Regions from separate parts of the Homo sapiens genome. Here regions 1 and 3 are each linked to region 2. The links are chromatin contacts, found by Hi-C or POLR2A ChIA-PET in ENCODE. All regions are on one chromosome and are shown on one strand. Each heading gives the region's core, a stretch centred on a gene start or an enhancer-like site at or near the end of the contact. The rest is flanking DNA. Distances are from core to core; before and after follow the strand shown.

Region 1 (3,238 bases), core at 322-2,821, 200 kb after region 2:
ACTCGGGAGGCTGAGGCAGGAGAATGGTGTGAACCAAGGAAGCAGAGGTTGCAGTGAGCCAAGATCGCGCCACTGCACTCCAGCCTGGGCAACAGAGCGAGACTCCGTCTCAAAAAAAAAAAAAAAACTAATTTAAAAATAAAAATGTAAATCAGATCCTGCCCCTTTCCTGCTCACACATCTAGCACTGAGACACTAGATATCATCTAGGCTCTGTAGAGTGGGCCAGAGAAGACCCCCAGGGCCCAACCCTCCCCCCCACCACCACCCCCCTGCCTTGTCCCAGCCCTGTCTCACACCCCTGCCCCTAAGTTATCATACACCAGGCTTTTCTCTTTCTGGAACACCACAAGCTGTGTCCTGCCTCTGAGCTTTTGTACACGCTAGTTCCCCGGCCTGAAACACTTGCGCCTCTTCCTCTTGTGCCTGCCTTGTACAAGGAGTCCTTCTTATCCTTCAGAACTCACTGTAAATTACATGTTTCCTCTATTTCACGTTCATTCCAGTTACTCTCTCCCCAGTGCTCTGTTCATAGTGCAAATCACAGTCTGGAATGATCTTCACTATTCTTTTATGGTTTGCATCTGCCTCCCCACCCCCCAGAATATAAACCCGTTGAGGGGCCAGGCGTGGTGGCTCACACATGTAATCCCAGCACTTTGGGAGGCTGAGGTGGGCAGATCACCTGAGGTCAGAGGTTCAAGACCAGCAAACATGGTGAAACCCCGTCTCTACTCAAAAATACAAAAGTTAGCTGGGCATGATGGTAGGCACCTGTAATCCCAGTTACTCGGGAGGCTGAGGCTGGAGAATTGCTTGAACCTGGGAGGTGGAGGTTGCAGTGAGCCGAGATCGCGCCACTGCGCTCCAGCCTGGGTGAAAGAGGGAAACTATGCCTCAAAAAAAAAAAAAAAAAAAAAAAGGTTGAGGGGAGGAGTCCTTTGGAGTGGGACCGAATGAAGTTGCCCTTGAAATTGCGAAGCTGGAGGCTTTTTCTTGCCTGTGCGGGCTACCAGTTCAGTGTGTAGGATCATGCACCATCTATGAGGGTTCCAGACAGGGCTGTTGTGCCCACCGACGGGGATAGGGGTGGCTGGGATGGAGCTTGTGATTTTCTGGAAGAGACATGCTGACTTCTTGTTGGCACTGGAACACACTGCCAGGAGGGAGGCGGGGGAGGGAGGGAGAGGAGAGAAAGAGAGAGGGAGGGACACAAAGAGGGGAGACAGGAAGGGAGAGAGGGGAAAAGAGAAGGAGAGAAGGAGGGAGGGAGGGAAACAGGGAGGGGAATGGAGAGAGAGAGGGAGGGAGAGAGGGAAAAAGAAAGGAGGGAGAGAGACGGGGGGGAGAAAGAAGAGAGAGAAAGTGGGAAGGAGAGGGGAGAGAGAAAGGGAAGGACAAAGAGGGAGAGGGAGGAGAAGGAGAGAGGAGGGGAGAGAGAGAACTTTTTTTGTTGTTCCTTAAGGAAAATTCAAGAAATAAAATAGGCCAAAGGACATAATCATCTCAATGTCTCTTAATGAATTGCAGGAGTATTTCTAATCAGGTGATGTCCGTTTACACCTTCACCAATAGACAAGCTTCCGGGGTTTTATTACAGGTTTCACACCTAGAGGCTGTTTTGCTAAGCCCCGCCCCTTCAGAACTGCCCTGCAGCTGCTTTAACCCCTTCTCTCCTGGAGTATAAAGAGGACCCTCTGGCTTCTCCCTAAGATGAACTTGGGTCTCCAAACTGCTCCCAATGTCCTCACCCTCCCAGCTTCCCTTCCAAGATCTGTTCTGTGAAATGCAAAAGCCAGTCTTGACACCCTGAGAATGCTGGCCTTTGTCAGCAGATGAAGCAGATATTGTCGAGCTGGGACAAAAGTGCCCTTGTGATTTGTGGAGACCAGGCGTCCTCTGTGGGGTCCGGTGGGGTGGGCAGCAATGGGGCCCGGGAGTGGGAGGCACAGCCCGGCCTCCACCAAGGAGGCTGGGGCCAAGAGGATCGTGAGGGGTCGGGTATATTTTGGAAACATCTTGCGTGTTATGGGTTCTTGCACTTTTAGCACAGGCCTTGGGGGGGGGGGGGAGTCGAGCGGGAATCCCGGGGTCCTTTATTTATTCCTCATCCTGTGGGTCTCCTGTGTGGAGGATGCTTTGCCTACAACCAGTGACAGCCTGCAGGGGAACGGGAACAGGATGGGCCCCTCCCCAGGAGCAGATCCTTGATGAGGACCTTCAAGGTCAAGGGCTGCTGGTTGGGGGTTGGGGGGGACAGAAAAGCGAGGTGCCCATTGCTACCCCAAGCAGGGGCCAGCGAGGGAGGATGGCTTGCAGGCCCCCACCCCCCACCGCCCTACACTGACCCAGCCGGGACACAGCAAGGGGTGGGCATGAGGCCCCACACCCCTCGCCTCCCCAGACTTCCTCTCTTTCGCTGAGCAATTCTGGCTCATGAATCTACTCTCCTCGCCTTGTTCACGGAAGATGACGCCTCCTCTCTCTCTCTCTCTCTTTCTCTCTCTCTCCGGCTTCTTCTTCCCTGTGCCCCCCTCCCTGCGTCCCCGCCCCCACCCCCCCACCGTGTCCACCCTGGGTGGACCAGACCCAGACGCAGCTGGAGCACGCGCGCATTGGGGAGCTGGAACAGAGCCTGCTACTGGAGAAGGCGCAGGCCGAGCGGCTGCTCCGAGAATTAGCGGACAACAGGGTAACCGCGCCACCGCACCCGCCTGGCCCGCCAGCCACCTTGCCCTTTGATGCCCCCTCTGGCTTCTCTGTTTCATTATTGACTCTCTTTCTTTAGCTGCTATCATCTTTTTTATTTTTATTTTTTATTTTTGCATCCCCTTGGAGGAGGGAAGTCAAGATTTAGAAATGTGCTTATGTGGCCGGGTGCGGTGGCTCACGCCTGTAATCCCAGCACTTTGGGAGGCTAAGGAGGGTGGATCGCCTGAGGTCAGGAGTTCGAGACCAGCCTGGCCAACATGGTGAAACCCCATCTCTACTAAAAATATAAAAATTAGCTGGGCGTGGTGGCTCATGCCTGTGATCCCAGCTACTTGGGAGGCTGAGGCAGGAGAATCGCTTGAACCTGGGAGGTGGAGGTTGCAGTGAGCTGAGATCGTGCCACTGCACTCCAGCCTGGGTGACAGAGTGAGACTCCGCCTCAAAAACAAAACAAAAAGAAATGTGCTTATGTTCCCTGGCTCAGTGTTGCTTATTGGGGTGGAGTTGGGGGTGGGGGTGGTCTTTG
Region 2 (3,555 bases), core at 721-3,220:
TAAGGTCAAAACTAGGTGACCTTGGGCAAGTCTCTTTCTCTCTGGGTGGTTCCACAGCTGTTAAACAGGTTTGGAAATTATTATCTACAGGTAAAGCACCCATAATGGTGCCAGACACCTTGGTAGGTCCCCAATATATATTGTGTGCCAGGAATTTTACATATTTACTAATTTGAATCTTTACAACACTGAAGAGGTAGGTGACATTATTATATAGATGAGAAAACAGGCATGTTAAAGCGGTTAAGCAACGTCCTCGAGGTCACTCAGCCAGTAAGACGTTAACTGAGCCTAGGTTCAATCTAGGTCTATCAGGCAGCAAAGTGTTTTATTACTTGGGAAGAAAAAGGCACAGAAAAATGAATAAGTGAGTTCAACACTATTAACTCATGAATTGATAATGCTCTGTCCATCTTAACACTGCTATGAAGGAGAAGATACTCAAATATAAAAGTTGGCAGGGCACAGTGGCTCATGCTTGTAATTCCAGCACTTTAGGAGGCAGAGGCAGGAGGACTACTTAAAAGCCAGTAGATCGAGACAAACCTGGGCAACATAGTGAGACTCTGTCTCTACAAATAAATGTTTTACAAAGCAAATTAGAGCCAGGCACGGTGGCTCATGCCTGTAATCCCAGCACTTTGGGAGGCCAAGGCGGGTGGATCTCAGTTCAAGACCAGCCTGGGCAACATGGTGAAACGCTGTCTCTACTAAAAATACAAAAATTAACTGGGTGTGGTGGTGCACGTCTGTCACCCCAGTTACTCGGGAGACAGAGGCAGGAGAATTGCTTGAACCGAGGAGGTGGAGGTTGCAGTGAGATGAGATTGCGCCACTGCACTCCAACCTGATTCTCCATCTCAAAAAAAAAAAAAAAAAAATGCAAATTAGGCGAGGTACTGCCCGCCTATAGTCCTAGCTACTCCAGAGGCTAAGGCGGCAGGATGGCATGAGCCCAAGAGGTCAAGGCTGCCGTGAGCTACCACTGTTCCACCGCAGTCCAGCCTGGGCGACAGAGCGAGACCCTGTCTCAACAACGAACCAATAAATACATAATAAAAAGTAATGGTTAAGCGGAAGATACCTAGGTACACATCACAACAAAATTCTATGAGGTTCTTTCAAAGTGTGCTTAGATAATTAAGGTTTGTCAACATCGTGGCATCCACAATTACTACCATCTCAATCACAAACCTGGAAATTTACCCGTGTAATTAATTCCCACTGCATAACCATGTTTTGTTATTGCTAGATGATGGAATCCACAACAGTATCCAATTCTTTTTCCAAGGCAACGACTTCTGCAAAAAACCGAGATGTGCAGTCTCTCTTGCTAAGTCACCGATCACCTATACTCTCTCCTCTCAAAACCCCCCAATACCCAGGCAGCGAGTAAGCCCTGGAAGGCAGGATTCGTGTCTGCATCCCACCGCCTCGCACCCCCTTCCGGGGCATCCTCATCGTGTGGCCAGCTCCTGCCTGGAGAAGGAGGTGGCCTTTACTTGGGTGTCACCCGGGGACCACTTGGGGGTCCAAGCGGGACAGGCCTCCGAGGTCCCCGCCATGTATGGAGGCCGAAAGGCAGCGTCCCAGGCGAACTGGAGAGGGAGTTCCCCCCAGCTCTCCAGGTCACCTCCCGCCGACGGACGGAAAGGCCGGCGCGCACGGGCGTGGTGCGGCGGGGATAGGAGGCAGCCACGGGCGCACCCCAGGGCCAGCACATAATGGGCCGCGTAGGCCGGGCAGGCGTCCAGCTGGGACGCCGCCGCACCACGTGGGCTGCAGAGCGCACGGGGCAGGCAGCTGCCGGTGGGCCCAGGGCCGGGCGCTGCGCGGCCAGCGTCCGTGCGTGCGTGCGCGCGCGCGCGTGCGCGTGCCTGCGTCCAAGGGATTTGCGATCAGGCGGCGCGGCGGACAGCCCCGGCGGCGGGGCGGGGGGAGTTATATTGCGGGGTCCTTCCTCGCTCACCCTGGTTCCTCTCGGAGCGGAGACGGCAAATGGCGGACTTCGACACCTACGACGATCGGGCCTACAGCAGCTTCGGCGGCGGCAGAGGGTGAGGCGGGCGTGCGCGGGCCCCGTCGGGGGCTGCGGGACCGGCGGAGTCGGGGCCGTCAGGGTGGCGGCCGTCCTGCGCTCAGCCGGGGCGGCGGGAGGCGGGGGCCCGCGGAGGCCTAGGAGCGGCGCCTGGAGGGCCGGGGCCTGGAAATGGCGCGCTCGGAGACGGGGCGGCGGCGGCTGGGCTCCCGGGGTCTTGCTTGCGGGGCGGATCCCTTCCACTGCCTCCCGCCAACGACAACGTGTTGGTTTTTGCCCTGCCTTGGCCGCGGCGGCGCCGATGCCCGGAGACGAGCGCCCGCTTCCAGCCCCATCCCCCCTACGGTAGGACCAGTGCGGGGCTGAGCTGTGGCGCTGGGGTACGGGCCACACGGCCTGCCCCGCTCCGGTCCCGGCCTCTTTCGCGGCCCTCTGTTGCCTGCCCGCCTTGCAGGCCCCTGGCCCCTTCGCCACGAGGCCGGCCGACTGGGGAAGGTCGGCAGCCAAGAGGGGCGATTCCCTTCCCCTTACGTGTGAGGCAGGGATTTGGCGGCTCTGGCCCGGGGATGGTACGACTCCTTGCGGGCGGGGGGAGACCAAGGAGATAAATCCATCGTAGCTTCTTTGTATTAATCTTTCTTGGGTCACAGTGCCTTGACAGGTGCTACGTGCTCTTTGGCACAATTTCATTTCTCCTTGGTTTCTCGCTCTGATCTGGAGAAGGAACCGCATTTAGCGTCGTCCTGATTGTTGTCAAATGCAGACAACTATGTATAATTGAAACACTTTGCTTAAAAGAAACATCTTTGAATAGAGAGCTCATGGTGTTTAATTCCAGGACTCTGCACTTTTTTTTATTTTATTTTTTAAATACAAGTTGCCTCGTTAGAATATAGGCTATGAACATCTTGCTGTTTGTCAAGGACACACTTGGGCTTTGTGTTTTCTTGCAGAAAGGATTACTTTCCCAGGATAACACCACAATAATACACACTGAGGTGTTCAGTCTCCTGGGTTGCAGTCCAAAAGTATCTTTGTTTGGTAAAGAATGATCACTTTTAATACCTTGGTTTGGGAACGGCTCAGACAAAAGCTTGTTTCGGGGCAGGAGTGTAGCTAATGTTCATGATACTGTAACGTGGAAGTGTGCCGGTGTAGGTGGAGCTATTGTCATTCCAAAGAACATTTTATTTGCTAATAAAAAAAGAAGTAAATGTTGGATGACATGAAATTATCGCCTTTGGGTTAGGTTTCTAAACATCAAATTTGTTCTCAAGTCATTTCGAAATTTAATAACTAGGGTTTTTTTTTTTTTCCTAGTTCCAAAAAACGTTCACAGAAGTACCCAGAAAAATTCTTCTTAAACAGCGTGGTCAATTTAAGTTTTAGTTGCATTGGGACTACAATAAGGTGACCTTATTAAACTGAGTGTGGGGATTTAAAAAAATTTCCTTCAGACACATTTGCCAGCTCTTCTGGTGTCAAATTTTGACATTTGGGGGTGCCAGGAACAATCA
Region 3 (3,304 bases), core at 464-2,963, 130 kb after region 2:
TGCCAGGCCTTTTGACTTGCCCATTGGATGGGGCACCCTGGGTTTGCATTTTCCTGTTCCTGGGGAGGCACAGCAGCTCTCTGTCTCTCAGCTGGTGGGTTGTGCAGCCTGGCCTCCCCCGCAAAGGCTGGTCCCATTCCTGCCCACCTGTCGTTGGGTTGCCCTCAGGTTTGTGCCCTGTGGTTGCTTTGAGTTCTCTGCTGCAGCCCCTACCTCCCCCCACCTCCCTCCCAGTGTCCCCTCTCTGTCCCAGATCAGGCCTCATTTTGTTTGTTGTTTGTTTGTTTTTGAGACGGAGTCTCACTTTGTCGCCCAGGCTGGAGTGCAATGGCACCATCTCAGCTCACTGCAATCTCTGCCTCCTGGGTTCAAGTGATTCTCCTGCCTCAGTCTCCCAAGTGGCTGGGATTACAGGCATGCGCCACCACGCCCAGCTAATTTTTCTATTTTTAGTAGAGATGGGGTTTCGCCATGTTGCCCAGGCTGGTCTTGAACTCCTGACCTCAGGTGATCCTCCTGTCTTGGCCTCCCAAAGTGCTGGGATTACAGACATGAGTCACCGCACCCGGTCACATTTTAGGGATCTGCTTCCATCTCAGCAGCCCCCAGCTGGCTTCTCTCCCTGCACCCCAACCCCCCCCCACCGCCCCTGCTGCCAGTTCACCATCATCCTCAGCTCCCAGAGCGGTCTTGCTGGTGTGCTTGTCTGATTGTGGGGGACCCCTGGCTTGGAGTCTCTCTGTGGCCCCTCATCCCCTCAGCCTGATTGCTGGGGCACGTCCAGGAGACCCTGCCTGTCTCTCATACTCTCTAGATCCCCTGCTGCCTTCCAGCCCCACCAGATCCTTGGGTGTTGGGTGGACCTGGCAGAGTGTGGTCAGTTTCCTTTGCGGGATCCCAGACCCTCTGCCCCGCAGGTGCTGCCTGCCCAGGCTCCCGGTTACGGGTCCCTTGCTCCTCCGAGAGGTGCTGTTGTGCCTGGTGCCCTAGGGCTTGTGGCATGTGGGCAGGGGCTGTGCTGAGCCTACCTCTGGGGCCTGATTGTGGGGACTGCGGGTTACACCTCAGGAAGTGTGGGCATGAGCACCCCAGCTGCTGGGACCCCCGAGGGCCCTGGAGAGAGTGGGCTCTGGTGAAGGCTGGATGTGACCCACCCCAGCCAGCAGCAGTGTCCCTGCCAAGCACCTGCCCCTCCGGGAGAGAGCCACGTCCGGGGTCTCTGCAGGCGTGCCCGCTTCCTGGCTCCTGCCTCCCTCGCCCCAGGATGAGGCTGGCCCGCCAAACCAAGATGGGCTTTCCACTGCTCTATTTGGCACCCGTCCCCCTCCGCCGGGGCCCTGATTGGCAGAGTTCCGAGGCTGCAGCCCGCCACCCCCGGGCAGCTGAAATGGAAGGCGTGAAATGCAGCCGGGGCTTGTCTCTGGGAAACGGCATCGGAGGGTGGCACAAAAGGGGGACTGTTGGTCTGAATGCCACCCCGCCCTCGCCTGTCCGTCCTGTGCACCAGGGCCTCCAGAGAGTAGTGACAGTCCCCTTCCCGAGCAGCCGGGCATACTCCTGGGGTGTCTTCTCTGCCTCACTCCCAGGAGGTGGTGACACTTGTACCCCATTTTACAGGTAATGAAACTGAGGCTCTCTCTGGGCCAAGGGCTCACAGCCACTCGGAGAAAGTCTGGGGTTTGGAGCTGGGACTGCCCCAGGCTTCCCCGCCTCCCACGTCGGCCACAGTGTGGCCAGAGGCCAATTTATCATCAAGTCCCAGCGTTTTCCAAGAATCCCTCTCTCTTCCTCTGTCCCACCAGCACAGCTGAGTCACACGAGGGCAGGTGGCCTCCCCCTTCTTCCTGTTCACTATTCTCCCCTCTCCCCTTCCGGGTGCTCCTCGGGGACAGGGGGGCTGCTCCCCCTCTGCACCCTTCTCCCCCTCCCACAGCAAGGGTGGCCGGGCCTGACTGAATGCCGCCTTGGTTCTCCTCTCCTGCCAGCTCTTTGGTTTCCTTTGTGAGCCGTGGCAGGCGGACGCTGTCCCCAGAGGCCAGGGGGCTCACAAATGTTATTCCAGGGCTGGGCTCGGCAGGATGGGAGGTAGGGAAGGGCCAGACCCGGGTCTGATTCCAGGACAGCCACTTAGCAGTGTGTGACTTTGAGTCCCCGAACTTCTCTGCACTCGGGAAGCTCCACCTGTCAGAGGACCTCTGCCTTGTGCAGGGGCTGGGGAGGACATGAGGCCACATTCGTGCAATGCCTGGTAGACAGTAGGTTCGTTTTTTTGTTTTTGGTTTTGTTTTGTTTGAGTGTCGATCTGTCGCCCAGGCTGGAGTGCAATGGCACCATCTCGGCTCACCACAACCTCCGCCTCCTGGGTTCAAGTGATTCTCCTGCCTCAGCCTCCCTAGTAGCTGGGACTACAGGTGCCCACCACCATGCCTGGCTAATTTTTTTGTATTTTTAGTAGAGACAGGGTTTCACTCTGTTGGCCAGGCTGGTCTCAAACTCCTGACCTTGTGATCTGCCCGCCTCAGCCTCCCAAAGTTCTGGGATTACAGGCATGAGCCACCGTGCCCGGCAACAGTAGGTTCTTCATACTGGAGGCTGCTGGGGGGTGGTTCAGGAGGGCTGGAGGTTAATTTTGGGAGCGTTCCCTGGGAGTAGTGTTTCTGGGGATTTGTGTCCTCTGGGCGGCTGTAGGTGTGTTGTCGTGGGAATTCCAGATCATGGCTCTGTGCCAGGCACCATGGCTCAGGCTGGGTTCCCAGAGAGGAGAGACTATGGCCCTGCCTGAAGTTGCCTGTAAGCTCCCAGGTGGCATGACGAAGACAGACAAGAACAGCATACTCTCTCCTCCTTGGCTCCACATGTGATCCTGAGGTCTCTGTGGGCCGAAGGTCCTGAGAGACTTCCTGGAGGAGGTGGCATCAGGCTAGGTGTCAGTAGGTAATGCAAATAGGAGAAGTGAAGCAGGTGGGAGAAAAGACACAGGTGGCCTCTGGGAGGTGGGACAGTGTCAGGCGGGTGGTAAGGACTGCAGGGTCATCTGCAGGAGCCTCCAGTGCCAGGGACAGGGTTCTCACGCCTGATCTCTGCCTCAGAGGGGATGCTGGCTGGTTGGGAGGCCAGACCGGCTGTGTGATGACCTGTGGTGTCTGACCAGCTGGGCTGATCACCACAAGCCACTCAGACCTGAGTGCTATGTCCTAAGGAGGTGAGAATGGTGTCCTGGACTTCTCACCTCTTGGGTAAGTATCATTCATTCATTCATTCATAATCTAGTTTGTTTATTTATTTATATTTATTTATTTTGAGA

What was found. A loop is a pair of places that touch in the nucleus more often than their neighbours do. ChIA-PET counts read pairs that join two places held with the same protein, here RNA polymerase II (POLR2A). Pooled maps may share reads with other maps.
Region 1: a loop to region 2 is called in a map of endothelial cell of hepatic sinusoid, with 6 times the contacts of the local background. The contact joins the enhancer-like site here to the promoter of EIF4H in region 2. A Hi-C loop is called at or near these places in 1 of 168 maps with a recorded cell type or tissue (endothelial cell of hepatic sinusoid) and 1 of 50 pooled maps. POLR2A ChIA-PET finds 5 or more read pairs at or near these places in 6 of 52 experiments (H1, PC-3, WTC11 and 2 more).
Region 3: a pooled map shows a loop between it and region 2 (2.3-fold over the local background). The contact joins the enhancer-like site here to the promoter of EIF4H in region 2. A Hi-C loop is called at or near these places in 1 of 168 maps with a recorded cell type or tissue (endothelial cell of hepatic sinusoid) and 2 of 50 pooled maps. POLR2A ChIA-PET finds 5 or more read pairs at or near these places in 4 of 52 experiments (CD4-positive, alpha-beta T cell, GM12878, Panc1 and 1 more).

Annotation. Positions count from the first base shown.
Region 1 is chr7:74,370,345-74,373,582 of GRCh38, forward strand. It overlaps CLIP2 (CAP-Gly domain containing linker protein 2), which reads left to right. Exons shown (of 17, transcript NM_003388.5): 9 at 2,588-2,692. Among named protein-coding and RNA genes, the nearest start is that of GTF2IRD1, 82 kb to the right of the region's middle. RefSeq lists an enhancer at 1,809-2,807. Within about 2 kb of position 1,572, at least 14 of the 41 ENCODE cell types and tissues checked have a DNase peak (open chromatin) inside an H3K27ac peak, as active enhancers do.
Region 2 is chr7:74,172,386-74,175,940 of GRCh38, forward strand. EIF4H (eukaryotic translation initiation factor 4H) reads left to right here and starts at 1,971. Exons shown (of 7, transcript NM_022170.2): 1 at 1,971-2,057. The coding sequence starts at 1,999. RefSeq lists a silencer at 1,722-2,231 and enhancers at 1,734-2,028, 2,010-2,523, 2,524-3,036.
Region 3 is chr7:74,305,223-74,308,526 of GRCh38, forward strand. The region is part of intron 1 of CLIP2 (CAP-Gly domain containing linker protein 2); the gene reads left to right. Among named protein-coding and RNA genes, the nearest start is that of CLIP2, 17 kb to the left of the region's middle. RefSeq lists enhancers at 1,739-1,883, 2,691-3,304 and a cis regulatory region at 1,806-1,816. Within about 2 kb of position 1,714, at least 8 of the 41 ENCODE cell types and tissues checked have a DNase peak (open chromatin) inside an H3K27ac peak, as active enhancers do.